Linked DNA regions of Homo sapiens: region 1 is linked to region 2. Evidence: chromatin loops called from intact Hi-C (ENCODE). Cell type or tissue: MCF 10A. All regions are shown on one strand. Each heading gives the region's core, and the rest is flanking DNA. Links, peaks and the distances in the headings are about the cores only.

Region 1 (17,264 bases), core at 8,179-12,178, 120 kb after region 2:
TTGGCTATTTTCACTATTTTAGTCATCAGTAACATTTGTAATCATATATTTAAAAAATAATATTAAGAGTATTTTCTCTTTCTTGAGCAAATGTTACGATCATCAGATTAAAAAATCCACAAATTACCCTTAGCTCAAAGTTTTATCCTTAAAAATATTTAATAATTTGTAGACTCTCTACCTTAATAAGGAAGACTGTCTCATTAATACAATTAATCTTCTTTAGATGATTCAGAAAAGCTACAAGACCTTGGTTAAATTTTCTGATCACATCAATTTTTAGGAATGTAAAGTGCAAAATTTGAAAAAAAAAGCATAATAAATTGGAATGAAATAGAACTGGTCCCAGAATAACGCTCTGTGCCTTAGTTTCTTCATCATTTAATGGGCATACTAACAGTGTTTAACTCAGTTATTGTGAAAATTAAATTATTTAATATGTGTAAAGTAGAAGATTTCCCAGCACAGAGTAGAATTTCATTAAATGTTAATGACTGTTATTATTATTAGTTTTAAAAATCAATCATTTTTTATTCTGTTATCCATTAAATTGGTAAGCAAAAAAAAATTAACACTCGTTATATTTTAAAGTGTGCTTTAAAATCTTAGAAGTGTCATGACAATGGAAGAATTGTTTACTTATTCAAACCACTAGGTTCTTTTTTTAAGTAGCTTTATTTTAAAATTATGTACGTAAGGGCTCGGAAAACAATACATCAAAATATGGTATCTTGGCAAACTAAGTATTTTAAACTGAAGGAAACTGATAAAATCACAGAAGTTGAAAGGTCTCTGATCTTTTTCCACCCTTTCTCTCCTGAACTAAGGCTCAGAAACCGAAATTCCCCTTACCCCTTTCTCTCTGAAGCAGGTCATAAAGCCTAGACAGGTTACTCTCTGACAGTCTCCTTCCCACTCCCCTGGAGATCCTTTTATGACTGGTGTCCTGCCCTACACCCAGAGGGAAGAAATGTCACATACAGACACAGGAAATAATCTGAACAGACAGACCTTGCTAAGTTACCTCCAGCTAATGACCTTTAGATCATATCCTTTTGTCCTCCAATCATACTTCTACATGATTGTCCATTAAAATATACTATTTTCCCTGGGTCTCTGGTTCTTCATTTCTGTAGGTTTCAATGTCATATGAAACTTTATATGCTTTGTTTTTCTCTTATTAATCTTTTCTTGTGATAAAGGAATTGTCCATGAACCTTGTTGTAGATAAGGAAAAATTATTACTTTTCCTCCTCTAAATGTAATATTAAAGGTTTTACCCATGTAGAAAGATTTATATTTTAAAAATTCTTTTGAGAAATTCAGAAATAAGACAGTTACATATGGCTGAAAGTTTGTTTGATATTTGAAACCTCAAGACTTCTGTGAGTTTACTCTTTGGAACTTTAGGGTGTAACATTTCACCATGTTTAGAGTTCTATTTAATTAATTAATTTAATTTAATCTCAATTACTGTTTTGGTTATTAATATTACAAAAGAAATAAAAACTGCTCACTATATAGTTCTCAACTAATACAAGATTTATTTAATATTCCCAGTCTTTATCTGTTTTTACAAAATTCAAACATCCATTTTTTTAACATTCAGGATATAACTTTATATCTAAAGTCTTAATATAGTTTAAAGTTTAAAATTAGTAAGTACAATTTTAATTAATCTATATTTTTACAAGTAGATTATGTGGGCATCATTATTATCATCATCATCATCATCATCCTTATCCTCATCATCATCATCCTATGATTTGGTGCCAAGAATATAACATAACTTCTCATGCTAGTATATTTTAACATACAGGAAATGACTTAGATATTTAACTTGATGGGATAACCTAGCTTAAGCACAAATCTTCCAGACAGATTTGACTAAAAGCTACCAAATGACTGAAGTAAAAAATTTGTAGGTATTTGCCAGATTATCTAAAATTAATGTCATGAAATGTTAGTGTACACTGAAGAATTCCTATTGCTATTTTTAATTACCAAAGCTATATTTTCTTTTTAATTATGTCACCGTGAACATCTTTTATCGATATTTAATTTAATCTGATATTCTCTTTCTTCCTTCTTCTCTTCCTTTGTTCCTCTCTCGCTTTCTTTTTCTATTTCCCCTACTTCTAAGGTATTTTTATTGCATCTTTAAATTCTCATGTAGATTCTTCTGATGACTCTGCTTATGTTTCTTTTATTACACATTTTTCTAGAGTAGATATCATCTGGAACATGGAATCTACTGACACATTTCTTTTTTCACCTTATCATCTCCATGTTTATTAGGCAGGCCAATTGATTATTAACAGTCTTTTGGCAATAATCTTTTCACCACCATACTACCTTACCAGCTGGGAGAGAAACTTCAGCAAAGCAATAATTAAGACACTGATAAGACAAGCTATTTTGTTGCTTTCCTGGTTTACACAGAGGACGCAGAATCGGGAGCTAAATATCTTTAATACTCAATATCTAAAACATTACTCAGATCATTTGACTTTTATACCTACATTGTATCCAACCTAATTTTTAAACTGGATAGTTGATCTAGTCTAAAAACAAAATCTAAAAAAGTAAACAAAACACACCTAACATTGTTAGTGCCTTACTTTTAAAAAGATTAAAACTTTCAGTAATATGGATAAGTAGATAAATAGAGTACTAATTCCTTATTATTACCCTCATTCTAGAATTAGATGTTTCTGACACAAATATACAAAGAAATTTCACATGTAAAAACCTGCTGCGGAATTTAAAATTCTTTTGTGACAATTTGCTCCTGTGACAAGTATATTTTTCTATTCTATCATGCTCATATTTCATACTATTAAAATAAATACTTATGAGGATTATGGACAATATTGCTCACTTGATAATTTAATACCTGATATGATTGTACTGTTGAAAAAATTGTACAAGGGACAATTCATGCTGTTTCCCATTTTTGACTTCTTCCATGTCTACATTGGTTTAATTAAATATGCTTAGTTTCTAAAACTCTTTTTGGTTCCTCTAGCAGGCATAATAGATTGTCCCATTATGGTCCCTTCCTCTTTCCTTCCTAATGACATACAGATGATGACTTCATTGGTGTGTCCACTAGTACCCATGTGATTCACGTAAATCCAGATTAGTAAACAAACCCAGTAATCCCATTCCCCCTGACAATTATTGGTGTAAAATTGGGTATGTAGGGTTAAGTTTCATGGTTTTTTCTTGGAGATGTTTTCTGACTCTTAAAAAGAGAATCAGAGAACACGCTGTTTTTCTCTTTTCTTTTGGATATTTTATTATCTGGACACGCAAACTGGAGTTGCTATACCATATTGTGACTTGGGGCAAGATAGATGAAACGCCAAAATAGACAAGCTAAGAATGGTGGGGATGAAAGATGTCATCAAAGAACCTGGATGCTTCATGGGAATTTTGAGTTATGATATTAATTAGCTCCATGCCTGTTCTACTCAGGATATTTACTACAGATTTTTACAAATGTCTTTATTTTAAAGCCAATATGAGGACAGACGCGGTGTCTCATGCCTGTAATCCCAGCACTTTGGGAGGCCAGGGCAGATGGATCACCTGAAGTCAGTAGTTTGAGACGAGCCTGACTAACATGGTGAAACCCCGTCTCTACTAAATACAAAAAATTAGCCAGGCATGGTGGCACATGCCTGTAATCCCACCTATTTGGGAGGCTGAGGCAGGAGAATTGCCTGAACCTGGGAGGCAGAGGTTGCAGTGAGCTGAGATCATGCCATTGCACTCCAGCCTGGGCAACACGAGTGAAATTCCATCTCAAAAATAATAATAAAAAATATTTTAAAAGTCACTATGAGTTATGACCATTGATATTTTGTTTATAAATGCATTTGAAAGCATCCCATGTCCTTTCTCTTTAGACATTGTGGTGTTAGATCCAATCATAATAGAGAGCCTGATGGTTTCTAAGCAGTGATTTATCTTCCACTCTTCTCTCCATTCATTTGTACACATTATATCTATTGTTATCCTCCTTTCAGCCTCCACTGTGGAAATTGCTTTGATAACTTATTAATGCCAAAGGATAAATAAAAAATATATACCCTTCAAGAAGCATTTTCATTCTAAAGGATTTTAAATCAGACCTTAACCCTGAGGAATGAAATATCTAATAAAGTAAATTACAGAAATTGCATCAGACTCATGAGAAGCACTTCTCATTGTCCTTTCATGTTCTCCTTATTTGGTATCTTTATGCTTAGTCCATTACTTAACCATAAAACTTCATTCTTTCAGGAATGCTCAAAGTACTTTAAAGAGAATTAACCTGGATATAGTGCAATCTGCTCAGGGCTAATAATATTAAGGATTCACACACTTGGAAAATATCTATAAATGATTTTTTAAAAAGATAAAAAGAAGTGTGGCTGTGTTTTTGTATATGTGGACATACAACTGTTGCATTTTAGCCTGGTCTATAGCCAAGATTGAGAGTGATATAATCATATTACTTTTCTAAATTGGGGAAATATGTTTCTTCTCTTTTAATGGTAAAATGGTCTTACCATACATAAAAGATTGGTGATACAGAATTTCAGGAACTAATGATTGACTCTGTATTCATTAATTTGTTTAACAAAATTGTGAGCACGTACTGGCACCAATTTAGCTATTGAGGATACAGCACTGAACACAAGCCCTTCCCTTAATGGAGGGACTTTGTAGTGTTGTGAATAGGGAAAAAGAGATAAAAAATAAGTTCAATATATTAAATGTCATTGTGATTTGTGATATGGAGAAAAGATGCATAAAATGTAGAATAGGAAGTGTGTGGGTAGGGAGGAACATTTCATTTTTTTTAAGGTCGTCAGGAAAGGATCTATTGAAACATAACATTTGAGCAAACACCTGCATTAGCATTTGTTTTGCTTAGCTGCGCAAAATGTTTTTGGCATACAGAAATTCATGCTTGGAAGGTTGATGATAGAAACTTACTTGTTTTAAGAAATTTCTATGTACATAATAGAATATTATCTATGCATATAAATGTCTCTATTCAAATTTCTTCAAAGGACCTCAGCTTAAACACATTTAAAATTAAACTCATCATTTTCTTCGAAATCTATTACTCTTTTCTGCTCTTCTTCCCCAAACAACTTAGTAAGAACATAGGCACCACTGCAGTTCAAAAATCTGAACATCATTATGAAAGTCCTCTTCTAATTCAATACCCAGGCTGACTAAGGTATTGTCTCATTAGGGAAACTGCATTTTCTGCTACCAAAATCCCATTGCTAATAGTGTCTAGTGCAAATACAGCTGTGAATTCACTTCATTTATTTATTTTCCTGAGGAGGGTTTTCCAATAACCTCCCCCCACCCCGAAAATTGTTAAAAAAACACTGTAACACTATCCTTTTCTTACTTTTTTGTACATTTACTTTATAAATGTTGTCCTTTGGTCAGTGAACCAAAACCAACAGAAGAGGACAAAATGGTCTTATGTGCTATTACCATGAATAATGTCTTCCAGAAATAGACTTGAAAATTGCTCCCCTAATGCCATCCCATTCACTATATACTTAAAAAAAATCTATGAGGGTTGAAAATATTGAGATGATTGATTTAAGATACCTATTATTACTGACTGCTGACATTTGGCCTTGGGAAATTACATTCGCAGTAGTATTTTTAAAATGATTAAGAGAGGTTTCTGAAAAAAAGTATTTACATTATAAGATGTATTTTTAGAATTTGTTTCTTAAAAACCATTATATAAGCTTTCTGAACAAAAAAAGATATTTATTTTATGAGAAAAATACACTGAATTTGCCCTTATAAATTATAATTTGTAAAAATTAATAAATGTAAGATAAGTAGATTCCCAATAGCATATACAAAATAAAACTTGCTTACAACTGATCATAAAATGTAATGTGCCCATTGAATATGGTAAAAGGGAAGTATATGAATCATAAAATTTTATTTTTCCTATCCTATCCACAATACCATGATGCTATATAGCTATTAAATTTGGAACAGTTTTCAGGAATATCTTGGTTTATTGGGCTTAATGATATTGTGCTTCTCAGATAAAGTAATTTTTACAAATTTAAGATTTTTGCAACTCTGCATCAACCAAGTCTATTGGTGCCATTTTTACAATAGTATGTGCTCACATGACACTTTCAGGTGTCACATTTTGGTAATATTCATAATATTTCAAACTTTTTCATTATTATTATATCTGTTATGGTGATCTGTGATCAGTGATCTTTGATGTTTCTAATGTAACTGCTTTGGGGTGCCATGAACCATGCCATGTAAGATGACAAACTTCATCAATAAGTGTGTGTTCTGACTGCTCCCTCAGTCAGCTCAGCTGTTTCTCCATCTCTCTCCCTTCCTTAAGGACTCCTTATTCCCTGAGACACAACAATATTGTAATTAGTCCAATTAATGACTCCACAATGGCCTCTAAGTGTTCAAGTGAAAGAGTCACACATCTCTCACGTTAAATCAAAAGTTAGAAATGATTGAGCTTAGTGACAAAGGCATGTTGAAGGCCAAAACAGACCAAAATCTACGTTTCTTATGCCAAACAGTTAGCCAAGTTGTGAATGCAAAGGAAAAGTTCTTGAAGGAAATTAAAAAGGCTACTTCAGTGAACACAGGAGTGATAAGAAAGAGAAACAGCCTTGCTGTTGATGTGGAGAAAGTTTGAGTGGTCTGGATAGAAGATCAAATCACCCACAGCATTCCCTAAGCCAAGTCCTAATCCAGACCAAGGCAGTTACTCCGTTCAATTCAGTGAAGGCTGAGAGAAATGAGGAAGCTACAGAAGAAAAGTTTGCAGCCAGCAGAGTTTGGTTCTTAAGATCTAAGGAAAGAAGTAATGTCCAGAACAGAAAAGTGCAAGGTGATGCAGCAACTGGTAAGGTAGAAGCTTCAGCAAGTTATTCAGGTATAGCTAAGATAATTCATGAAGGTGAACGAAGGTGGCTACACTAAACAACATATTTTCAATGTAGACCAAACATCCTTCTATTGGAGGAAAATGCCATCTAGGAATTTAATAGCTAAAGATGAAAAATCAATGCCTGTTTAAATCTTCAAAGAACAGTCTGACTCTCTTTTTAGGAGCTAATGTAGCTGGTGACTTTAAGTTGAAGCCAATGTTCATTGACTATCCTGAAAATTCTAAGGTCCTTATTCTCAGCAAACTATCGCAAGGACAAAAAACCAAACACCACATGTTCTCACTCATAATTGGGAACTGAACAATGAAACACATGGACACAGGAAGGGGAACATCACACACCAGGGACTGTTGTGGTGGGGGCGGGGAGGGATAGCATTAGGAGATGTACCTAATGCTAAATGACGAGTTAATGGGTGCAGCACACCAACATGGCACATGTATGCATATGTAACAAACCTGCACGTTGCGCACATGTACCCTAAAACTTAAAGTATAATAAAAAAAAGGAAATAAGCTCAATCTACTCTGCCTGTGCTCTATAAATAAAATAACAAAGCTTGGATGTCAGCACATTTGTTTACAACATAGTTTACCAAATACTTTAAGCCCACTCTTGAGACCTACTGCTCAGAAAAAAAGATTTCTTTCAAAATATCACTGCTCATTGACAATGCACCAAGTCACTCACATAAGAGCTCTGATGAAGATGTACAAGGAGATTAATTTAATGCTGTTTTCATGACTGCTAACACAGCATCCATTCTGCAGCCCATGCTTCAAAGAGTATTTTCAACTTTCAAGTGTTATGATTTAAGAAATATATTTTTATATATTTATGAAGTATAGCTGCCATAGATGGTGATTCCTCTGATAAATCTGGGCAAAATAAATTGTAAACCTAGGATTCACCATCCTAGATGTCATTAAGAACACTGTTGATTGATGGGAGGAGGTCAAAATATAAACATTAAAAGAAATTTGGAAGAAGTTGATTCTAACCACCATGGATGACCTTGCCGGATTCAAGAATTCAATGGAAGAAGTAACTGCAGATGTGTTGGAAATAATAAAAGAACTAGAATTAGAAGTGGCGCCTCAAGAAGTGACTACATTGCTGCAATCTCATGACAAAAGTTGAATGAATGAGAAGTTGCTTATAGATAAGTGAAGTGGTTTCTTGAGATGGAATCTACACCTGATAAAGATGCTATGAATATTGTTGAACTGGCAACAAAAGATTTGGACTATTACATAAACTTATTTAATGAAGCAGAAGCAGAGGCAGTGTTTAAGAAGACTGACTTCATTTAGAAGTTCTACCATGTGTAAAATGCCATGAAATAGCATCATAAGCTACAGATACATTTTTCTGAAGGAAGAGTAAATTGATGTGGCCAACTTCCTTGTTGTCCTATTCTAACAAATTGCCACAGTCACCCCAACTTACAGCAACCACCCTTCTGGTCAGACAGCAGTCATCAACATCAAAGCAAGACCTCCCACCAGCAAAAAGTATCACTAGTTGAAGGCTCAGATGATCTTGTTAGCATACTTTAGCAATAAAGCATTTTTTAATTAAAGTATGTATATTTTGTAGAGATACTGCTATTGCACACTTAACAGACTACAGTATAGTGTAAACATAACATTTATATGCACTGATAAACCAAAATATTTGCGTGACTCTCTTTATGGTGATATTAACTTTATTCTGGTGTTCTGGAACCAAACCAGCAGTATTTTGGAGATAGGCCTTTTTGAACCAATTCATCCCAATTTCTCCATCAGCCCACCTTTCAAATTTGTGAATCATCCTGAACCTAATCTTTTATTTTCCCCTTCCCCAGGAGGTATGCTAAGGCTTTTAACCCTCTATGCAAACTTAAAGCATTCTTTTTATAAATGTTTTTGATGTCTCTGTACCAAATGAATGACCTACATTCACCAAGTTTATATTCTCTACCTGAATGTATATCTTTATTTTGGAAGGGTTGGAGTTAGCTATTTGCTAACAATTACTCTCACTACAAAGGCATTTAATCAATAAATATTATTAACCTGCTAGTACAATCAGAATATTGTTGGAGCTGAATAAAATTATTCTTGTTTTCAAGGTTATTACAATTTAATAGGTGGAAAAAACACATGGAAATAATATTAATAGCATCATGAATTACATATGCATCAATTGCTAGAAATTAGAACAAGACGAAAATCTTCTGATTAGAATGATCCAGAAAGCTTAATAGAGGGCTGACATCAGTGCTGGGTGTTGGTGGTAGGGTATGATTTTAATATGTCAAAATGGGGAATTAGCTGTGCTATGTCATATTGTATTTGTCTAAATGTACATAAAACTAGTTTCACAAATTATCATGTATTCAATTTGAAAAGCATCTTGTAACTTAAAACATATTTTCATAGGAATGTAAGAAATATAAAATTATAGGCCTAGCATAAATTTGTGATTATTTATGTATTAAATAGTTCCCAATTTTACAAAACATTTGGCCTCCAGTCCTTAAATAATAATCCATTGCAGGATAAATATATCATTAAAAAATCTAGGTAGCATAAAGTTCTAGTTATTTTAACAACTATATAAAGAAATATATGCAAATTATAAAATGAGCTTTATAAGAACTTTTCTGACATTATAAAACTTATCACATGAAGTAGCTTTTCTTATACTTGAGGTTTTATTTCCTTAAATGTACTTAGAAATACGAAGCAATGCATCTGTTCTTTGAACTGAATTTGAAGAAAAAAATTAAGAAAATGATATTGTTGCCTAAGTTGATATTAATATTAGTAATTTTCAAAATCGCATTAACCAGAGAGTAGGGTGGTTGGAAGTAGTGTCACTATTCTTTTGTATGCCATCTGTAATTCATGGTTTTTGAACACATGCTTAGAACTCACAGTAGTGATGAGACTTACAAACCTAGCTTACTATGATTGATGACAGCAGAGTTAAGCAAAATTAAACAACTGAGAGGAAGGATATTTTTGTCACAGGGATGGTAAGAAAAGGTTTAGTTGTTGCCATTGCTAATGTTTACTCTAGTTCTCTTTTTAGATGACCCACCACAGTGTCCTGAGAAGCCAAAATGGGATAATTGGGGTCTAATGGAAGGCCAACTTAGTAAGACAAAGGTCTATCTAAAGGGTCTCAAATGAGGGTATTAGGGATGTCAACACCAGGCTGGAAACATATTCCAAGCAGTGATTAGGCGGTCTCTTCTTGGAAGTGAATATGAACTGGCATTAGATTCAGGCTTGACAGTGAAATATGTGGAGCCTTCTGACTCAACATGCAGCACATATTGTTTATTTTCTGTTGCTATGGAGAAAAAAAAAATGCACCTAGTCAACTCCTCTCCAGTGTGTTCAAAACTATATGCCAGTGTTTCCAGGAAGCATTAGATAAGAGTGGGAGGTGGTGAGGCAAACATCTACAGTGTCACACTGTCTTTAAGCCAATTTTAGAGATTGCATGACTCCTGAATCATCATAGCTCAACAGTACGGAGCATTCACTTTGTCAGTGCTATATTCTAAGTGCTTTACATTTACTAACCCACTTAGTTCTCATAACACTTTATAAAATAAATAATATTAATATTCCCATTTTACAGATGAAAAAAAATGAAGGCATAGAGCAATTAACAAACAGCCGAAGTTACACAGTTAAAATGTAATATGACTAAAATTCAAATCAGGCACTTTTGCTCTAGAAAGAAGAGCAAAGGGAAGTAATATATTTTTAGTATTCTCAGACTTGAGGAAATATATGCAAAAATAATATAATAAATTAAAAGCAATACCTGTTATATGTCTACTATACTGGCTTTCACTCACCTGGATGGGATTAATCAGTATCTACAATTAATTTTGTGCAAATGTCATCGTTATCTCATGACATTTTCAAATTTCCTAAAACAACCTCTCATATCAAAAGTAATGTTTTTAAACCAAACTTTATTATTTGTATTAACATATAAGTATCTGTTTATAAAATCAAGTATAATAATTAAATATACACAGAACTATTGAATAAAGAACAAATGTAAGGCACGAAGCTACAGATTTTTAAACTTAAATCCTAAAAATTTAGTCAAATTCTCAAAGTTTACAAATGACAAACGGAAAGGTAATCTTATTGGTAGTCAGATAAACTCTTAATAGCTGACTCAGATCAGTATTGTTTCCTTTATACCAAGCTGTAGGTACAAAGTCTTATTTTTCCTACAGTCATCATCAAGTTCCAGATTGTAAACTGCCTCATAAATTGAACCTCACCAACACAGCTCAAGACCAATCTCCATGCCTTGTCTCTTGAGACACACAGTAAATGAACCTCTTCTCCTTTTCCCTTTGGTCATATTTTCGTCTCCTGCAAGTATCTACCATGGTCTCGCAAAGATCCTAATACTTAAAAAACAAAGAGTGAAATTATCAAGGAGAGAATATAGTAGTAGTGAGAGCTTACAAAAATTAAAAAGAGCCAAACAAAAAAGTGAATAAGTGCTGATTTATAATTGGGTTTTTAATTGTTAACATTTCAATCTAAGGTTTAGATATTAGATACAGAAATATTTATACATTTTCATAGTTTGGAGGAAGGGAAGGTATAGCACATCAAGCTGAATAATAAATTAAAAGTAATAAGTAATCTCTGAAATACACATCTATATAAAAAGAGAGAAAAAGAAAAGATGATGGTCTTTGTCTTTTGTTTCTGTTTTTTAAGCAGTGCAACAATGGAATAGATTATGTGAGAATTTCTCTTCCTGGTAAAAGACTGATTTATAGGAGATGATAAACCTCTAAATGTTGACATGTTAACTCCTTTCGGATGGTCAAAGTGTCAAAATATGCCTGCCATTTAGATGCAATATCCTTCCACCACATTCCTCTGGAATATTAATTGAAAGATATATACTGGAGTCGCCTATTCAAAGCCACAGTCCCGCTGAGACCTTCAAGGATTCAGCCTATTCAGAAGGCTGAATATATTGCCCTGAAAGGTTCCTATGTCCTACTCCCTGGACCTAGGAAAATATTAGATTACATGGCAAAAGGAAATTAAGGTTGTGGAGGTAATTACGGTTGAAAATCAACAGGCCTTAAAATAGGGAGATTACCTTGGATTGTCCATAAGGGCCCATTGTAGTCACAAAGGACCTTAAATGTGAACAAGGAAGGCAGAAGAGGAGAATCAGAAGAGCTGTGACTAGAATTAAATCAGAGTGATTCAAAGTGAGGAGAATTTAAATTTCTCCTGGGGGTCACAAGCCAAGGAATGTGGTGGCCTCTAGTACCTGGAAAAGGCAATGAAACAACTCCCCCACTGCAGATTACAGAAAAAAATGCAGCCTACCTACATCTTGATTTAACTCAGTGAGAACCATATCAGACTTCTGATCTACAGAGCTATAAGATTTGTTGTTTTTTTGTTTTGTTTTGTTTATTATACTTTTAAGTTTTAGGGTACATGTGCACAACCTGCAGGTTTGTTACATGTGTATACATGTGCCATGTAGGTGTGCTGCACCCATTAACTCGTCATTTAATATTAGGTATATCTCATAATGCTATTTCTCTCCCCTCCGCCCACCCCACAACAGGCCCTGGTGTGTTATGTTCCTCTTCCTGTGGCCATGTGTTCTCATTGTTCAATTCCCACCTATGAGTGAGAACATGCGGTGTTTGGTTTTTTGTCCTCGCGATAGTTTGCTGAGAATGATGGCTTCCAGCTTCATCCATGTCCCTACAAAGGACATGAACTCATCCTTTTTATGGCTGCATAGTATTCCATGGTGTGTATGTGCCACATTTTCTTAATCCAGTCTATCATTGTTGGACATTTGAGTTGGTTCCAAGTCTTTGCTATTGTGAATAGTGCCACAGTGAACATACGTGTGCATGTGTCTTTATAGCAGCATGTTTTATAACCCTTTGGGTATCTACCCAGTAATGGGATGGCTGGGTCAAATGGTATTTCTAGTTCTAGATCCTTGAGCAATCGCCACACTGACTTCCACAATGGTTGAACTAGTTTACAGTCCCACCAACAGTGTAAAAGTGTTCCTATTTCTCCACATCATCTCCAGCACCTGTTGTTTCCTGACTTTTTAATGATTGCCATTCTAACTGGTGTGAGATGGTATCTCATTGTGGTTTTGATTTGCATTTCTCTGATGACCAGTGATGATGAGCATTTGTTCATGTGTCTTTCGGCTGAGAAGTGTCTGTTTGTATCCTTCACCCACTTTTTGATGGGGTTGTTTGTTTTTTTCTTGTAAATTTCTTTGAGTTCTTTGTAGATTCTGGATATTAGCCCTTTGTCAGATGAGTAGATTGTAAAATTTTTCTCCCATTCTGTAGGTTGCCTGTTCACTCTGATGGCAGTTTCTTTTGCTGTGCAGAAGCTCTTTAGTTTAATTAGATCCCATTTGTCAATTTTGGCTTTGGTTGCTATTGCTTTTGGTGTTTTAAACATGAAGTCCTTGCCCATGCCTATGTCCTGAATGGTATTGCCTAGGTTTTCTTCTAGGGTTTTTATGGTATTAGGTCTAACATTTAAGTCTTTAATCCATCTTGAATTAATTTTTGTATAAGGTGTAAGGAAGGGATCCAGTTACAGCTTTCTGCATATGACTATCCAGTTTTCCCAGCACCATTTATTAAATAGGGAATCCTTTCCCCATTGCTTGTTTTTGTCAAGTTTGTCAAAGATCAGATAGTTGTAGATATGCAGTGTTATTTCTGAGGGCTCTGTTCTGTTCCATTGGTCTATATTTCTGCTTTGGTACCAGCACCATGCTGTTTTCGTTACTGTAGCCTTGTAGTACAGTTTGAAGTCAGGTAGTGTGATGCCTCCAGCTTTGTTCATTTGGCTTAGGATTGACTTGGCAATGCGGGCTCTTTTTTGGTTCCATATGAACTTTAAAGTAGGTTTTTCCAATTCTGTGAAGAAAGTCATTGGTAGCTTGCTGGGGATGGCATTGAATCTATAAATTACCTTGGGCAGTATGGCCATTTTCACGGTATTGATTCTTCCTACCCATGAGCATGGAATGTTCTTCCATTTGTTTGTATCCTCTTTTATTTCCTTGAGCAGTGGTTTGTAGTTCTCCTTGAAGAGGTCCTTCACTCCCTTATAAGTTGGATTCCTAGGTATTTTATTCTCTTTGAAGCAATTGTGAATGGGAGTTCACTCATGATTTGGCTCTCTGTTTGTCTGTTGTTGGTGTATAAGAATGCTTGTGATTTTTGTACATTGATTTTGTATCCTGAGACTTTGCTGAAGTTGCCTATCACCTTAAGGAGATTTTGGGCTGAGATGATGGGGTTTTCTAGATATACAATCATGTCATCTGCAAACAGGGACAATTTGACTTCCTCTTTTCCTAATTGAATACCCTTTATTTCCTTCTCCTGCCTGATTGCCCTGGCCAGAACTTCCAACACTATGTTGAATAGGAGTGGTGAGAGAGGGCATCCCTGTCTTGTGGCAGTTTTCAAAGGGAATACTTCCAGTTTTTGCCCATTTAGTATGATATTGGCTGTGGGTTTGTCATAGATAGCTCTTATTATTTTGAGATACGTCCCATCAATACCTAATTTATTGAGAGTTTTTAGCATGAAGGGTTGTTGAATTTGTCAAAGGCCTTTTCTGCATCTATTGAGATAATCGTGTGGTTTTTGTCTTTGGTTCTGTTTATATACTGGATTACATTTATTGATTTGTGTATGTTGAACCAGCTTTGCATCCCAGGGATGAAGCCCACTTGATTATGGTGGATAAGCTTTTTGATGTGCTGTTGGATTCAGTTTGCCAGTATTTTATTGAGGATTTTGGCTTCGATGTTCATCAAGGATATTGGTCTAAAATTCTCTTTTTTTTTTTTGTTGTGTCTCTGCCAGGGTTTGGTATCAGGATGATGTTGGCCTCATAAAATGAGTTAGGGAGGATTCCCTCTTTGTCTATTGATTGGAATAGTTTCAGAAGGAATGGTACCAGCTCCTCCTTGTACCTCTGGTAGAATTTGGCTGTGAATCCATCTGGTCCTGGACTTTATTTGGTTGGTAAGCTATTAATTATTGCCTGAATTTCAGAGCCTGTTTTTGGTCTATTCAGAGATTCAACTTCTTACTGGTTTAGTCTTGGGAGGGTGTACGTGTCGAGGAATTTATCCATTTCTTCTAGATTTTCTAGTTTATTTGCATAGAGGTGTTTATAGTATTCTCTGATGGTAGTTTGTATTTCTGTGGGATCAGCGGTGACATCCCCTTTATCATTTTTTATTGCATCTATTTGATTCTTCTCTCTTTTCTTCTTTATTAGTCTTGCTAGCAGTCCATCAGTTTTGTTGATCTTTTCAAAAAACCAGCTTCTGGATTGATTGAGTTTTTGAAGGGTTTTTTGTGTCTCTATTTTCTTCAGTTCTGCTATGATCTTAGTTATTTATTGCCTTCTACTAGCTTTTGAACGTGCTTGCTCTTGCTTCTCTAGTTCTTTTAATTGTGATGTTAGGGTGTCAATTTTGGATCTTTCCTGCTTTCTCTTGTGGGCATTTAGTGCTATAAATTTCCCTCTACACACTGCTCTGAATGTGTCCCAGAGATTCTGGTGTGTTGTGTCTTTGTTCTCGTTGGTTTCAAAGAACATCTTTATTTCTGACTTCATTTCATTATGTACCCAGCAGTCATTCAGGAACAGGTTGTTCAGTTTCCATGTAGTTGGCAGTTTTGAGTGAGTTTCTTAATCCTGAGTTCTAGTTTGATTGCAAAATCTGTGGTCTGAGAAACAGTTTGTTATAATTTCTGTTCTTTTACATTTGTTGAGGAGTGCTTTACTTCCAACTATGTGGTCAATTTTGGAATAGGTGTGGTGTGGTGCTAAAAAGAATGTATATTCTGTTGATTTGGGGTGGAGAGTTCTGTAGATGTCTATTAGGTCCGCTTGCTGCAGAGCTGAGTTCAATTCCTGGATATCCTTGTTAACTTTCTGTCTCGTTGATCTGTTTAATGTTGACAGTGGGGTGTTAAAGTCTCCCATTATTATTGTGTGGGAGTCTAAGTCTCTTTGTGGGTCTCTAAGGACTTGCTTTATGAATCTGGGTGCTCCTGTATTGGGTGCATATATATTTAGGATAGTTAGCTCTTCTTGTTGAATTGATCCCTTTACCATTATGTAATGGCCTTCTTTGTCTCTTTTGATCTTTGTTGGTTTAAAGTCTGTTTTATCACAGACTAGGATTGCAACCCCTGCCTTTTTTTGTTTTCCATTGGCTTGGTAGATCTTCCTCCATCCTTTTATTTTGAGCCTACAAGTTTCTCTGCACGTGAGATGGGTTTCCTGAATACAGCACACTGATGGGTCTTGACTCTTTATCCAATTTGCCAGTCTGTGTCTTTTAATTGGAGCGTTTAGCCCATTTACATTTAAGGTTAATATTGTTATGTGTGAATTTGATCCTGTCATTATAATGTTAGCTGGTTATTTTGCTCCTTAGTTGATGCAGTTTCTTCCTAGCCTCGATGGTCTTTACAATTTGGCATGTTTTTGCAGTGGCTGATACTGGTTGTTCCTTTCCATGTTTAGTGCTTCCTTCTGGAGCTCTTTTAGGGCAGGCCTGGTGGTGACAAAATCTCTCAGCATTTGCTTGTCTGTAAAGGATTTTATTTCTCCTTCACTTATGAAGCTTAGTTTGGCTGGATATGAAATTCTGGGTTGAAAATTCTTTTCTTTAAGAAGTTTGAATATTGGCCCCCACTCTCTTCTGGCTTATAGAGTTTCTGCCAAGAGATCAGCTGTTAGTCTGATGGGCTTCCCTTTGTGGGTAACCCGACATTTCTCTCTGGCTGCCCTTAACATTTTTCCTTCATTTCAACTTTGGTGAATCCGACAATTATGTGTCTTGGAGTTGCTCTTCTCGAGCAGTATCACTGGGGCATTCTCTGTGTTTCCTGAATTTGAATGTTGGCCTGCCTTGCTATGTTGCGGAAGTTCTCCTGATAATATCCTGCAGAGTGTTTTCCAACTTGGTTGCATTCTCCCCGTCACTTTCAGGTACACCAATCAGATGTAGATTTGGCCTTTTCACATAGTCCCATATTTCTTGGAGGCTTTGTTCATTTCTTTTTATTCTTTTTTCTCTAAACTTCTCTTCTCACTTCATTTCATTCATTTGATCTTCCATCACTGATACTCTTTCTTCCAGTTCATCAAATCGGCTACTGAGGCTTGTGCATTGGTCATGTAGTTCTCGTGCCATGGT
Region 2 (17,264 bases), core at 8,989-12,988:
TCCATAAGTTTTTTGCAATGAGAATAATCAGCAATGAAATAAACTAGCAAATACAACACATTTATGTTAGGGCTGACATTACTTTTGGTGAATTGTGAAATATGCAACTTCTGACTTTCTTCCCTCAAGTTAAAACATAATTTAATATTTTTCTCTAATTGTGTTCCAAATAGAAACTGACAAATAGTTAATTTAATCTAGAAGGCTATTTTGTTACAATTTTAAAGATTTTTCTTATTACTGGTAATAAAGACAAATAGAATCAATATTTATAAAACAAAACGTCTATGGTTTATGAAAGAAAAGCCACACATTTCTAAGTTTTTCAGTCAAGGATTTCATCATCCTGATCTGCCATAATGAGTAATACAAAGTTATGAACCCAAAGCAGCTACACATAAGAAATGTACTACACAGAGAAATGTGTTGCAAAGCAAGGAGCTTTTGTTTTCTATTTGCATAATTTAAAAGATTAACTGTAAAAATAATAAAATCTCTTGTTCAATTCATCATAATTTCATCCTTTCTGCTACACTTTTGGCAGGTTTTTATAATATGAAGGTGTACTTTACTGCTTTCTTAATATCTAAATGCTCTGTCAAATAATCAAGTGAGTTCAGTAAGAGGCTATTAAAAACAAAGTTAATTACTAATCTGTCACAGTCTTTATTTAAATGAATTTATAAATGAATTTAAATTAGTTTTGAAAGCATCATTTCAGAATATAAGCAGACAGCCAGTGAGTATTTACATTTCAAAGAAGTATCTACTAGTTAGAAAATAATTGCCTGAGGAATCAAAATATCTTAGTATTTGGCACCAAAATTCAACTATTTTTAATAAAAATATTATTGTTTAGAATCTTTATGTAGTTAAAATGAGCAGTATTTCAATTATGTCGTATATTGAAGTTATAGTCACAAAAACCCTTAGTATGCTTTACATCTTTGGCTGAGCCTTGTCTGATTCTTGTACTTGTCCTTATCCTTGTTTTTTTCTGAATCTCTTATGGGATCTTATGTTTGTCATATGAAATCCATTCTCTTAGGCTAAGTTCATCTTCTTATATAACAAGATATTCTTAAATATGAATCTATAACCCAGCATACTAGCCACTTCTTTTTTGCTTTTTGTTGGCTGCATCTTTGGTGACTTCAACCAGGTTATTATTTTTACTTTATTCTTTTCTTTTTTTCTTTTTCTTTCTTTTATTATTATTATTATTATACTTTAAGATTTAGGGTACATGTGCACAATGTGCAGGTTAGCTACATGTGCCATGCTGGTGTGCTGCACCCATTAGGGGAGGAGCCAAGATGGCCGAATAGGAACAGCTCCAGTCTACAAGCTCCCAGCCTGAGCAATGCAGAAGACGGATAATTTCTGCATTTCCATCTGAGGTACCAGGTTCATCTCACTAGGGAGTGCCAGACAGTGGGCGCAGGACAGTGGGTGCAGCGCACCGTGCGTGAGCCGAAACAGGGCGAGGCATTGCCTCACTTGGGAAGTGCAAGGGGTCAGGGAGTTCCCTTTCCTAGTCAAAGAAAGGGGTGACAGATGGCACCTGGAAAATCGGGTCACTCCCACCCGAATACTGCACTTTTCTGACGGGCTTAGAAAACGGCGCACCAGGAGATTATATCCCGCACCTGGCTCGGAGGGTCCTACGCCCAGGTAGTCTCACTGATTGCTAGCACAGCAGTATGAGATCAAACTGCAAGGCGGCAGTGAGGCTAGGGGAGGGGCACCTGCCATTGCCCAGGCTTGCTTAGGTCAACAAAGCAGCCCCCAGGCTTGAACTGGGTGGAGCCCACCACAGCTCAAGGAGGCCTGCCTGCCTCTGTAGGCTCCACCTCTGGGGGCAGGGCACAGACAAACAAAAAGACAGTAGTAACCTCTGCAGACCTAAATGTCCCTGTCTGACAGCTTTGAAGAGAGCAGTGGTTCTCCCAGCATGCAGCTGGAGATCTGAGAATGGGCAGACTGCCTCCTCAAGTGGGTCCCTGACCCCTGACACCCGAGCAGCCTAACTGGGAGGCACCCCCCAGTAGGGGCAGACTGACACCTCACATGGCCGGGTACTCCTCTGAGACAAAACTTCCAGAGGAAGGATCAGACAGCAGCATTCACGGTTCATGAAAATCCACTGTTCTGCAGACACCGCTGCTGATACCCAGGCAAACAGGGTCTGGAGTGGCCCTCTAGCAAACTCCAACAGACCTGCAGCTGAGGGTCCTGTCTGTTAGAAGGAAAACTAACAAACACAAAGGACATGCACACCAAAAACCCATCTGTACATCACCATCATCAAAGAACAAAAGTAGATAAAACCACAAAGATGGGGAAAAAACAGAGCAGAAAAACTGGAAACTCTAAAAAGCAGAGCATCTCTCCTCCTCCAAAGGAACGCAGTTCCTCACCAGCAACAGAACAAAGCTGGACAGAGAATGACTTTGACGAGTTGAGAGAATAAGGCTTCAGATGATCAAACTACTCTGAGCTACAGGAGGAAATTCAAACCAAAGGCAAAGAAGTTGAAAACTTTGAAAAAAATTTAGACGAATGTATAACTAGAATAACCAATACAGAGAAGTGCTTAAAGGAGCTGATGGAGCTGAAAGCCAAGGCTCGAGAACTATGTGAAGAATGCAGAAGCCTCAGGAGCCAATGCGATCAACTGGAAGAAAGGGTATGAGTGACGGAAGATCAAATGAATGAAATGAAGCAAGAAGGGAAGTTTAGACATGAAGAATAAAAAGAAACGAACAAAGCCTCCAAGAAATATGGGACTATGTGAAAAGACCAAATCTACATCTGATTGGTGTACCTGAAAGTGACGGGGAGAATGGAACCAAGTTGGAAAACACTCTGCAGGATATTATCCAGGAGAACTTCCCCAATCTAGCAAGGCAGGCCAACATTCAGATTCAGGAAATACAGAGAACGCCACAAAGATACTCCTCGAGAAGAGCAACTCTAAGACATATAATTGTCAGATTCACCAAAGTTGAAATGAAGGAAAAAATGTTAAGGGCAGCCAGAGAGAAAGGTCCGGTTACCCTCAAAGGGAAGCCCATCAGACTAACAGTGGATCTCTCAGCAGAAACTCTACAAGTCAGAAGAGAGTGGGGGCCAATATTCAACATTCTTAAAGAAAAGAATTTTCAACCCAGAATTTCATATCCAGCCAAACTAAGCTTCATAAGTGAAGGAGAAATAAAATCCTTTACAGACAAGCAAATGCTGAGAGATTTTGTCACCACCAGGCCTGCCCTAAAAGAGCTCCTGAAGGAAGCACTAAACATGGAAAGGAACAACTGGTACCAGCCGCTGCAAAATCATTCCAAAATGTAAAGACCATCGAGACTAGGAAGAAACTGCATCAACTAACGAGCAAAATAACCAGCTAACATCATAATGACAGGATCAAATTCACACATAACAATATTAACTTTAAATGTAAATGGACTTAACGCTCCAATTAAAAGACAGACTGGCAAATTGGATAAAGAGTCAAGACCCATCAGTGTGCTGTATTCAGGAAACCCATCTCACGTGCAGAGACACACATATGCTCAAAATAAAAGGATGGAGGAAGGTCTACCAAGCAAATGGAAAACAAAAAAAGGCAGGGGTTGCAATCCTAGTCTCTTTTTTTTCTTTTTGAGACCAGGTGCGGCTCTGTCACTTAGGGTGAAATGATGCAGTGGTGTGATCTTGGCTCACTGTAACCACAGCCTCCCCAGCTCCAGTTATCCTCCTACTTAAGCCTCTTGAGTAGCTGAGACTACAGGCATGTGCCACCACATTCTCTAGCTATTCAAAGTTTTTATAGAGACAAGGTCTTACTATATTGCCCAGCCTGGTCTCAAACTCCTGAGCTCAAGTGATCCTCCTGTCTTGGCCTATCAAAGTGCTGCGATTACAGGCATGAGCCACTCACCCGGCCCAGGTTATTATTAATATGTTGAAAATAACTCCGATCTGAAGACAGGATCCTAAAGATGTCCTCTTACATATCTTCATCTTTGTTGATCTCAATTTATCAATCTGTACTTTAGGATCTGGGGAGAGAAAACATTCGCTCAACCTGTTATTAACTTAACTCAGTTCTATAGTGTGTTAGTCCAAATATTTCATATCAGAAAGCACCTTGTAGAAACATTTGTATAAGTACATATGCTAGTCCTAAGGTTCACCTCAAAAAGGGGGAGGTGTTTGGTATATGTCCTTAGCAAGGTTTGCAACAAGATTTTTCCCCTCATAATATCATATGTATATATTTTATGATATATATATATATATGAGACAGAGAAAGAAAGGCTAATCTGTTATGACTTGTTTCATTAAACTAGAGCTTTCTCTGACCACGCAACACAAAAGAGAACATTTTTTGATTCACTGCTATATGTTTTTTATAAATTACAAAGATATTATGGTAAATTCCAAACTTTTCCTACATAAGTTTTATAATTACCAAATTATAATGATAATTATCTCATATATAATTTATTTTATAATTTGGTACAGAATCTCACTTTGTAAATTCATACATCATTTTCATATTCCATGGAAAAACAGTTCTTTCATCATTTTAATTGCTTATTAAAGATCCTGTGCAATCAGTCCATCATTTTTCTCTAATATATGACCATCTTAAGGTGCAATTCACATAAGCCAGGGGATTGAGCTCATTTGGAATACCAAAGTATTGTCTCGGAGTTCAATTTCTCTGGACTTTATTCCAGTTTATTCAGTTTAAAATATTTCACCTTGACAGAAGACATTATTAAACAAGAAGAAAAGTATTCCACTAACATTCTGTCATTTATGTGGATCCCAAATGGAGGGTTTATTCACTTCCTGGTCCTTGCTCCAAGTATTACTAAATGCCATTAATGTTTCTCTCATTCTAAATGTTCTTTGAAACTAACATTTTGTCTAGTATTCTGCAGGTGGTAGCAAAATAAAAACAAAGTTTTACATTCAAATACTATTGGTTTCTTTAGCCACGTTTATGCATTATTAACTTTTTCTTTTTCTGCCATTGTTCTGTTAATATTTCTAGGTATACAGTACATCTGCTTGTACTCTCAGCTACCTGAAATTATTCTATTTTTGAAATGACAGGAATATATACCAATACATTGATAGGGAATATCAACTCTAACTCACACACAAATACAACTATTAATAATAGCTTTTGTGTACTGACTTGAGAAGTATAATAAAAATTGTTGGTCAGGCATGGTGGCTCACGCCTGTAATCCCAGCACTTTGAGAGGCCGAGGCCAATGGATCACTTGAGGTCAGGAATTTGAGACCAGCCTGGCCAACATGGGAAAATCCTGTTTTTACTAAAAATACAAAAGTTAGCCAGCTGTGGTGGCCCGTGCCTGTAGTCCCAGTTACTCGGGAGGCTGAGGCATGAGAATTGCTTGAGCCCACGAGGTTGCAGTGAGCCAAGATCACACCACTGCACTCCAGCCTGGGCGATGGAGTGACCTGTCTGAAATAAAATCGTTTTATTTAGTTGGCATATATAAGCACCTTTATTTACCTCAAAATTCTGTGAAGTAATTATGATTATCATCCCCACATTACAGATAAAGTAACCAAGGTACAAATATGTTAAGTCAGTTGTCCAAGGTCACATAGCTAGCATAAGAGAACCAGTAGAGGAATCTAAATAATCTAGTTCCAGGACTTGATTATGCTAACCACTTCACAATACCACTTCTCATATTTTGTTTAACTTTACTTGCATGCTTCTTATCAGATTTTGATCACTTAACTCTAACCAACAAATTCAGTTTTTGTTGAAGTAGATTCTCATCATTTCTTCTATGCTTTTTACTGTCAACTAGGCATGCCAAGAGCTCATCAGTCGTCTGCTTTAAGGAGATTAGATGTCCCATCTCTTTTCCAGTTCTAAGGTGTGCCCTAAACCTGCCTCCATTTTACTACTTTTGGACCTTCTAGTATGCTGTTAATAACACTTCTTCATTAATGTTTCTTTTTTTTTTCTTTATACCGCTTTATTTCAACCTTCCCAGCATGCTAGATTTCCATGTAGTGTGTACCCATATGACACCTGGTCTTCTCCAGTTAGGTCAATTTCTTTCTTAAAAAATGTATCTCAATAATAAATTCTAGCCCCCAAAATTTTATGATTTCCTTTAGAATATGTATCATTCTGCCATACCTATGCATAAGAATATTGAAATTGTAAGAACATAAGTTGGTTTTTTTTCTTTTTTTGAGACGGAGTCTCACACTCTGTCCCCCAGGCTGGAGTGCGGTGATCTCGGCTCACTGCAAGCTCTGCCTCCAGGGTTCACGCCATTCTCCCGCCTCAGCCTCCCGAGTACGTGGGACTGCAGGTGCCTGCCACCACGTCCGGCTAATTTTTGTATTTTTAGAAGAGACGAGGTTTCACCATGTTAGCCAGGATGGTCTCAATCTCCTGACCTCGTGATACGCCTGCCTCGGCCTCCCAAAATGCTGGGATTACAGGCGTGAGCCACCGCGCCCAGCCGAACATAAGTTTTATTTGTGGTTATCTTTCAAAGTGTTGCCTCAAGAGAGGTTTTGATAAGCTTCATATTATTTCTGTTTATTTCAGTAGCTAACTTATCAACTGATTAAAGATAAACTCCCATTTTTAAATAAAAACAATGAAACTGAAGCAAAGTTTGATTTTACCCAATCATCTGGACCTTAATATATCAGTATATGATTTCTATATTCATACATTGATGGAAAATAGAAGGTAGTACAAGTAAGGAGACTGTGGTCTTAGTTCCAGTTCTGTCACCAGCTTTCTGATTGAGTTTTATAGATAATTTGAATGTCTCTTTCCTAATTCATAATTTATTCACAATCTTGGTGATTATATATAAAGTACTTTTAAAAAGTGTTTTTGACACTATGATTAATGAGTTATTTATTAATCAATACAGACAATTTGCTTCACATGGTTGTGAACAGATACCACAAAACTGCTAGACAAATAAATAAGCAAAATAAATAATAATGAATTGCAGGTACTAAATATTAGATATGTGGGAGCAGTTCCTGTATAGGAATTATTGTAATAGTAGTTGGTAGAATTACATCCATAAACTTATATTGTTTACTTCCTGGACAAGAAATAAAAGATCTTAATAAGAATGTAGCTCAGGAAAATAAATAGTGTTAGGATCTCAAACAACACATGGTTATGATAAAGGTTATAAGTTTTATCTCCTTTGCAAGAAATAGGGCAGGCTTCAGTACCACCTAGTGACAATGGTGAATGGTCTCAATGGCAAAAAACAGCCTGGAGGAGAAAAGACAATCTGCTTTTATTGTATTAGCTATTTGGCTTCTATCTCCTACTTCTATTCCTTTTTTCATTCTTCTGTAAGATAATGTGTTTATCCTACTTTTGGTTTCTTCAAATTTTGCAATAATTTAATTCCTGTACAACACTAAATCACCATGGAAATTACCCTGTTCATACAATGAATTTGAATACAAATTAAATGATCGAGAAATACATTCAAAAACTTTAGAGCATGACAGTCTCATAAATATTTGTATATAAACTGTCTCTACATCTCTCATTTATAGGGTTTCTATTTTAACATGATCCTTTGTATAAAAATCTGTATTTATTTACATTTCTTTTTAATATTTTTCAAAAGAGCTACTTATTAAAAAGTTCTGATCTCTTGGTATAATCAGAACAGAAAAATATAGAGAAATAATAACACTGATGAATGTAAGGGAAAGGTGCCCCTCAGGAGAATGATTTCCATTAAATGTTACAGATTACTACATTTTGGTTTGATTTGCCTAATATTTACTGATTTCAGGCACATGGTAAATTTCTTTTCTCTTCTTTTTCCTTAAGAATTGATAACTCAGTCGAGGACAGAATTACAAAAGTTGTAGACTAAATGTAATCATAAATAAATGGCACATTAATGCTTACTTTTAGCTTGGGAGCAATGGGGAGATAATAATGCCCACCATGGAAATGATACCTTTTTCTATTATATTATAATTTCATTGAACTCAGTAAAAATCTTTTTTTTAAAAAAGTGAATAAATAGCTGACCTTAGGAAAAACACAACATCAATTAAAAAAATCTGAAAAGTCACCTAAAGGCCAAAAACATAGTTTCTGGAAAATTAAGAAGGTCAAATTCAATTATATCCACATTTGGTATGTAGTTAAAATTCAACATATTTCCACTAGAAGCCCTTCCCCATGTTGTAGGAATCAGGATTTTAGATTATCACATTGATCACAGTAGCAAAGGGTAGCACACAGTGATCTCTAAATACACATCATTTGCTTTGATGGACATTATAAGTAGATATTATAAATAATATTCATTCTATATTTAGAATATAATTAGAGACCATTTTAATTGACTTTATGATATGCTCAAGAAAACGCTACTGGAGTATAGAGAATGGATTGTGATTCACTGCTATATGTTTTTTGTAAAATACAAAGATATGGTAAATTCCAAACTTTCCCTACACAATTTTTATCATTACCAAGCTTATGCATGAGAATAAATGATAACAGTCCACAGCTAGGTGTGCCTATTTCTCTATGCATGAAATATGAGATACTGGATGTAGAACAGAGACAGGTATTGATTAACTCTTATTTGGATTGGAGCTGTGTTTCTGAGGCACCTAGCTGGTAAATACTAGAAGGGTATTTAGTTTTTTTTTTTTGTTTTTTTTTTTAGGTTCCAGGGTACATATGCAGGTTTGCTATACAGGAAAATTGCAAGTCACAGGGGTTTGATATAGAGATTTTTTTTTTGTCACGCAGGTAGTAAGTATAGTACCCAGAATAAATTACATCTCTAAAAACAGCAAACACTTCTAAAAAATGATGGGGTATATAAGATAGTAAGATAGAACCCAATAGGTAGTTTTCCTATCCTCTCCCTCTCCCACCCTCCACCCTCAAGTAGGCCTCACTGTCTGTTGTTCCCTAAAAGAGTATTTAAATGTTAATCATAATGGCCCTATGTCTAGACCCTCAAAGTTTAAAGAAAATGGGCCAATTAGTCTATTCTATATTTTAAGATCTCATTTAATAAATTGCTTACAGTGGTTGATACATTATAAGAATATATGTATAAAATAGCTGAAATAAGTTAAAGGTTTAAAAGCCAAATTCATCATAAAATTTACTCATTACTCCAGAATAAATTACATCTCTAAAAACAACAAACACTTCAAAAAAAATGATGGGTTATACAATGGGGTTACGAAATGTTCGTTTTAGGTTTCAAAAAGTGTCCCTCCTATTCTTTCTTATATCCCGCATTTATCACATGGCTTTCTTCATGTCACTTCTGATTCTGTCATATATCTCTAGAGTAGCATAATTAGACTGGGGTATAAAGCAGGAGGGATAAAAATGAGATGGAATAGAAAAAGCAAAGTGTGGAGAGCCTTTCATTATGGGAAGCAACTATATAATCTTGTCTGGAAAATTATCTGAAAATAGGCAACTTAGCTTACATAATTTAAGTCTATATAAGTCTCTTTTAAACAGAGAATGATAACCTTGAACTCTTTAGAAAGAGAAAGTTCATATGAATTGCCTGACATCCGTATATCCGTAAATTGAATAATACAGTAGAAACTATTAGTCTGCTATTCCACTGATTCCCAGATTGAAGACAATGTTACTATTTTATTCCAATCTGCATCAATTCAAAACAACATTTTTATGTGAAACGTAAATATATGAGGAGTTCAGAAAAAATAAGATATTATAATTGCCTTTCTTTGCCAGATTCTTTTGAATTTACGACAGTAGTAAAAGGAAAGACCCTAAAACCCAACACACACATACAAAACACAATGACTTTTCACGTATTTTTCATATACATTCTGAGCTCTTCCAGCAGTGCAGCCAATTCATGGTTGTTTTCTATAAACATAAATTGGCAATGGTTTATAAAAGATGAAGTTGTCTGGGGCTCATGAAGTAGAATGGTATGGTGGGTTCATCCTTAATCCAAGGGGAAATATGGATTTTATAACCAGCTACCATACTGTCTCTGGCTTTATGCAAATGGAATAACAATTCTGTTTCAGACTCTTTATCTTTAAAATGGTAAATGTATTTTTACTCATTTCCTTCAAAATAGGTGAGATAATGTGTTATACATACATGAATACTATATTTGTGAATGTCTCAACAACATTTAGAATAGCAAGGATATAACGGAGAACTAAGTCTAGCAAATTAATCATTTTGGAGGAAATATTAGACAGCAAAATACTTTTTTTTCTTCAACTTTATCAGGTGCCACTTGTTAGATAAGGTAATTTCATGAATAGTGCTTCTTCTGCTATTTGTTGCTTAAAATTTAAGAGCCAGTCTATGTAAGCGGGAACAAAAACATGTTTGGAACTTAACGGCTTGGTCTTACATTGCTAAAGCAACTCAAGGTCACCATAGCCAATATACAATCTCATCAATATCCTGTATCCCTCTCGATGATGAAATTATAGTTCGATTTAAAATTTTCTGAAATACACATTTTATCTGAAAACAAAATATCAGATTAGAGTTGATTTCCTTATTTTTTTCCTGTAAGAGAATCCACATCTGAGAAGGAAGAACACAGTATGTGAACCCTTTCCCTTTTGTGATGAGGTCATGTTTCTATCCAATAGAGAGCAGTTGCCAGGCAGACTTTGCTAATTGGGAGAGACAGGACAGCAAAGGAGAATCGCAACACTCAGCAGGCTGCTGACCTACTTTATTATTATAACTCATAGGAGCTACGAAGGCATTTTTTTTTCCAGTAGAGCTACAGTGACTTGTCAGCAAATTAGTTACCCTTTGTTAGGTCTTAAAAAAAAATAAAAAAAAATAAAAAAAAATAAAATCTTTCTGTTATGGCAGTACGTTCTATTTTAAAAAATTAATATTATCAGAATAATACAATTTCTAAGCCATAGAAATTCAAATCTAAAATAGATTACTGAATCTCAAGAGAGGGGAAATATATTTTTAATTAAGAGATTTTTTAGCTCATTTCTTCGTAATATTACTTTGGCTATATTATGTCAATCAGTCATTACCTAAGTAGTTAAATGGGCTCTGTAAACAAAAAGTGAATCTATTTTAATTTTGCCCTTAAATATTTGATAGAATGGCAATAGATAAAATAATTGTCCGGGTTTCTATATTCTAATTGTATATGTGAGCTTACATATGAATAATTCTCATTGCTTTTTTTCCAAATTATTTACTTAAAATATCAATAAATAGCTCTCTCTTCTCTGCCCACCCAGCACACATTTATTGGGATGATTATAGTTTTTGAGCTAGAAGTGCCTGAAGTATCTTGATTCCCCACTCTATTGAAGGTTCCTGATCTAAAGCCAGCTAATACTACTTGAAATGAATGTCTCTCTATTTTGTGTCTCCCTGGCCCTCGGTTTTTCATAGATTTTATTTCAATCCACACAGGGCTACTACTAGAACACCACTGGATGAGTTAGAAAACAGACTGTACTCCCTGGGTATCTAAATTAAGAAGAGAAAATAGGCTTGCATGGCTTCATTTTCAAGGGAACACAGTTTGGAAAACAGAAAAAAGGGGAGTAATTCACCAGCACTTGAACCATGCTCTTTGGGCAGTGCAAACATTTCAGAGCTCTCAATTCAAATTCCTATTAATAGATATGTCATATAATTTACCATTTCACTGGATTATAAATGTATTCATTGTTGAGCTTACATTTTGTCAAGTTTTATATAGTTTTTAGTACCCAGAAAAGATAGTTTGAATAAAAGCATGTTAGAATGTAAGCCTAATGAGGGCAGGGACTTTGTCTCATCCTCTACCATGTGTTTAGTGCCTAGAATAATGTCTGGAACAAAGAAATACTCAATAGATCATTTAAATGAAAAAATACATAATATACACTTAATTCATAGCTAAGAAGCTACGTACAAGAAAGTCAAGTGACTTGCATAAAATCAGCAGATTTAGGGGTTGAGGTAATTCCGATATGTATGTCTTTAAATTTAATTCTGCAAATTTCGCCCCCTATGTTTCTGTACAAACGAGTTAGGATAGGCTATGTTATGTGTGAGCTTCAAATTAAGACATGCTTCTGGAACTCAAAAAAAAAAAAAAAAAAAAAAGGGTTGAGGGCATTATAGCAGCTTTTCAATGCTTATACCTATAAGTGAAATATACTGCTATTCATAGGCCATTAATTATTAATTAATAGCACAGACAGGTACCCATCTAACTGAAAGGCAGCTAGAAAATATGGAAAGCACGTGGCTATTTGGTTGTTAGTAAGTGTCCCTGTCACATTGTTTCAAATAAAAGTAAAATAGAGTAACCTAGATTTTCCAGTGGAATCCCTTATTCTCTCCATATAGATTTTACTAATTAGACCATTACAGACATTTTTTATATCAGTTTTTTTCTCTGATATTGCTAGATTGGTTTACGCATCTTAACTTTTTGGAAATTAATATATCTATAGATATGTAGAGAATTAGAGGCTTATTAATTTTGACTTCAGCAATTTAGAGTATGTCCACGAGTTCTAAATTCAGTAATTTAGAGTATGGTCAAGTGATTGATTACTTATCTTTGAAAAAAATAACTTGAGATGCACAAATCATTAAAACAAAAACTGTATAAGGAAGACCACTTAAATAGATAACTGAATAATTAGTTTGCACATATTTTAAAAAATGCTGATAATTACCATTTTGATTATAAACAATATTTTAGTTAGCAACACATGCAGAGTTGGTATAGGAGTTGTCTAGGATGCAGATACATGAAAGACCAATTGTCTGCACTGTAGAATAGCACTTATCAAAATTAAATAATGCACAGATTCCTTCAAATCACAACAAATGAATCATTACAATGAAATACCCTTGACTTGGGTTAAATTATTTTGATTATAATGTTACTCAAATAAATACAAGTATAAAACTAAAACAAACATAATTTTACAAATCAAATACAAAATAATGAATCAACAAATACATCTTAATGTAAATTTACTGTGATGAGTAATGCTGTTTTGCTAAAACCAAGTAGGTGCATAAAATGTAAATGTAGTGCTGTAATGCCAGGTTTTGTAGATTGTGTGATTTTATACAGTATTCTACAACTGAGTGCTATGGAATGACTAATTGACTTATCCAAGTTTTTCTTCATTTTGACTACGGTGAAACGTGTACAGGATTTAATATGTTATTAATCTTTCAATTGGTATAAATGCATCATTTATTTGTTATGCTCAAAAACCAGAATTATTTGATGTAACTCCTCATGACACAACCTGCTCCAACTACAAAAGCATATTCAGATTCCATATGTATGACATTCAGATAATCCTAAATTCATAACATGCTATGTTAAAACCTTCAAAATGATTACTAACATGTAATCATATATTTATAAGATTGCTAGTAGAAAACATGGACTCCCTGACAGTAAACCTATAGACTTTTAAAGAAAGATTGCTCTAGGAATGTACTGTTTAGCTGAAAATCCTTCTTTATCTGTTCTATAAAGTCATTCCCTAGGTTACATCCGATATTTGAGATTCAGTTCAAAATTAATACGCAAGTTAACGTGCATCATTTATTTTCTTATATTCTTAAAATGAATATTTCATACTTGTAATTTTAACAAAAACCCATTACTCCCAATCTTGTTTATAATGATTTAATATAATTTTAGTGTTGTACACCTAAACACATAGCCACAAAATGTCATGGGAATAAAACTAATCTTATTAGAAAGTAATTATCTGCTATATCCAAGATTTTCATTCAGATAGAATTATATAATTCAGACTTATTTCTTGAATGAAACAAAAACAAATAATATAAATACAAAGCAAAGTTACTTCCTGTTCACGTTGTGTTTTGCAAGTCAGTATCTCCTTCCTAGTCAATTTAAGTAGCCTGCACTTTTAGTCCGCTTTCCGTTGTTACAACAAAATACCACAGACTGGGTAATTTATAATGAACAGAAATTTATTTAGCTCACAGTCCTGGAGGCTGGGATATCCAAGATCTTTTAAAGTTTCATGTGGTGAGGGCCTTTCGGCTGTCCCCTACCACGGCATAAGGATAGAAGGGTGAAAGGGCCAGCAATCACATGTGAAAGAGAGCTGGAGATAGCCAAACTTATATTTATAACTAACCCCCTTCTCCAATAACAATATTAACCTGTTCATGAGGTCAGTCTGCTCTTTATGTAATCACCTCTTACTAGACTTTGCATCCCAACACTTCTGCAGTGGGGATTAGGTTTTCAACACATGAAGTTAGGGGGATACATTTAAACCATAGCACCTGCGACGGTTAGTGATTGACTTTTTAAAAATAATATTTAAATAAAAACTTTAATGAGGAATTTAGAAAGACTGCAAAGGAATTCACTGAGAGAGATTGAACCTACATTTATGGAATGAAATAGTTAATATAAGAATAGATATATTAAACAAATTATCAACACTACAGTTACAGATACAGTATAATTATAGCATTGACTTTGAGTTTCTCCTCATCTAGCTAGTGGGATACAGATAAAAGTATGGGTATAAGTGCAGATACAGTTAAGAAGGATATAAATATATAGTAATTAATATTTAAGAATAAAAATAATTTAATGATGGAAGGATACAATGAAGAAGAATAAACATAAAGAATTTGTTAGACCCACTAATCTTTATTATAAATAATTTAGAATCAGAGCCTAAGGTCATAGCATGTTTGTCAAGCCCAAACCCAAGAAAGACGAGTGCATTCCTGCATATATCCTGGCCTGGCTCCTTAATTTTTTGATTTCTCAACTTGATTTTGGTTTTCTACATCTCACAAAAGATCAATCTTGCCACTTTTTAGTGTCAGAGCTCAAACGTTAATTTTAATGGGATTTTCTACTGCAGTTGGAGTGCTTTAACTAACAGGTTTTGTCTCTTTATTACTACCTTCCTTAACTGTTCTTTATAATCTATGCTGCACAAAACCGTCCAACATGGTTTAGAGCAGAAATTACAGAGTCAGATATATAAGCATTCTACTCTTGGTTCTATAATCTAGCTGTGTGACATTGACTATTCATTTAACTTCTAAAAACTTTAGTTTTTCTAGCCAAAAAGTGGGGCAAAATAATGTTTACCTCATTCAGTTGCTGTGAGGACCAAATAAGATAGCATCCTTCAAAGCACAGAGTTTTGTATATAGTAAGTGTATTAAATAAATGCAGGGTGCTTTTGTTCTCATATTGGATTTGCACTTCTCCATTATAACTCCTTGTGCATAAATATACTTTGCTTTTTATTATTGCAATAAATGATTTACCAAAACTCCATAACTTTAGAATGGAAAAATAGTATCTTCAAGGTCAAATGATACCATCAAGATTCTCTCTTGATTCAAAAATGGTCTTTTTTATGGTTATTTCCTTCACATCACTATTATCCACAATATAAATTAGGCCAGGCATGATGGCTCATGCCTGTAATCCCAACACACTGGGAGGCCAAGGTGGGAGGATCACATGACTCCAGGAGTTTAAGACCAGCCTTGGCGACATAGCAAGACCCCCATCTCAAAAAATAAAAACAATAAAATAAAATAAAATAAAATAAGTTATGGCTTTTATATTTGAACATACATGACGGTTTCCTTCTCTCTACATTCGAGTTACACATGGAAAAATGTTAAATAAACACAAGAGAAAATAAAAACCAACTTCATATGTAAATCTGCAGCCAAAAAAAAAAAAAAGCCAAGAAGTGAATTGCAAATTCTGGAAAGATATTTTGTATAATGTCAGGATATTAAAAAAGGTTGAAGGTTGGGCTATGTTGGAATAAACATACTACACACACACACACCACAAACACACACATGAACACACACATTTGAGCACATATAGACATGTTTAAAGAAAAACAAGAATTTTTTTCAATAAATGTGTTTATCATCAGATATATTAAGTAGTATATTGCCTTATAATTATACTACCATATGTACTTTATAGACATCCCAAAATAGTTATTTTACTATATCTATGATGACAATTGGTATTTTTCTGAAAGATACATAGGAAAAATGTAAAATAATAATTTTTTACCAAATTAAATATTGGTTGGTGCCAATGAATCATCTTTTGGCAGTAGTGCTAATGTTTTTATACTATCCTCTCAGTCAGTAGCCAGATTATAGAGCTGTTGCCTTTTCTTCTCCTGAAAAATACAATTATTACTATTTTTACCATATACTTTCCTCCTTCAAAAAGATAAGTAAAGTGACAGATCTATAATCAAGTAGACATCACAGGTTTGAAAAATGAGCCAACCAAACTACTGCTTACTTTGTTCTTTAGTTATCGAAACTACCATATAGAATATTTCTCAAAAAAACTGTCAATGATAAGTGACTAAGTCACAACAAATTAATGTGTCAGGTACTATTCTAGGCACTTTCTATGGTCTGAATGTGACTCCCAAAATTCATGTGTTAGAAGCTTAATCCATATTACAACAATGTTGGGAGGTGGGGTCTAATAAAGGTGTTTAGGTCATGATTGCTTTGCTCTCATAAATAGATTAAAGAAGGCTTTCAGAAGTATGTTCCTGCCGCCTTTCCACCTTCTGCCATGTGAGGGATAGATTTGTCTTCTCTGGAGGACATAGCAGCATGGTGCCACCTTAGATACAGAAATTGAACGTGCTGGCACCTTCATCTTGTACTCTCCAGGCTCCAGAGCAGTGAGAAATACATTTCTGTTTTTTATAAATTACCCAGTCCATAGTATTCTATTATAGCAGCACAAAATACACCAAGACACCACTGGAAATACAGGACAGAAGAGAACAGACATTACATTCTGGTGTGGGGAACACAGAAAAATATAAATAACAAATAAAAGTGTATATACATACACATAAGGTGGTCAGGAGAGCTCTTTGTGATTTAGTGATATATAAGCAAATATTAATGAAATGAAGCGAGATCTAGGTAAATATAATAAATATCAGGTCAAATATCAATGAAAGCATAGAAAAGACAAAAAGAAAAAGGAAGGAAGGAAGGAGGACAATAGGGAAGAAGATAGAAAAGGAAGAAAAGAAGACAATACATCTTAACTGTCAATGTAAATCGCCTTTTTTTTTTCAAATAGAAAACCTATGCTACAATCATTAGGAGAAAAAATCATAATCTT

The links. A loop is a pair of places that touch in the nucleus more often than their neighbours do. Peaks named below come from ENCODE experiments on the same cell type or tissue, not always from the same donor. Only the 100,000 strongest peaks of a DNase experiment are listed, where the experiment ranks them.
Region 1: a loop joins it to region 2, with 5 times the contacts of the local background. A loop is called at or near these places in 1 of 110 quality-filtered maps.

The regions. Positions count from the first base shown.
Region 1 is chr5:45,568,103-45,585,366 of GRCh38, forward strand. The region is part of intron 2 of HCN1 (hyperpolarization activated cyclic nucleotide gated potassium channel 1); the gene reads right to left. Among named protein-coding and RNA genes, the nearest start is that of HCN1, 120 kb to the right of the region's middle. In MCF 10A, for the core only: no CTCF peak of the experiment used is centred there; a DNase peak (open chromatin) is centred at 10,389.
Region 2 is chr5:45,443,593-45,460,856 of GRCh38, forward strand. All of the region lies in intron 3 of HCN1 (hyperpolarization activated cyclic nucleotide gated potassium channel 1), which reads right to left. Among named protein-coding and RNA genes, the nearest start is that of HCN1, 240 kb to the right of the region's middle. In MCF 10A, for the core only: no CTCF peak of the experiment used is centred there; a DNase peak (open chromatin) is centred at 10,719.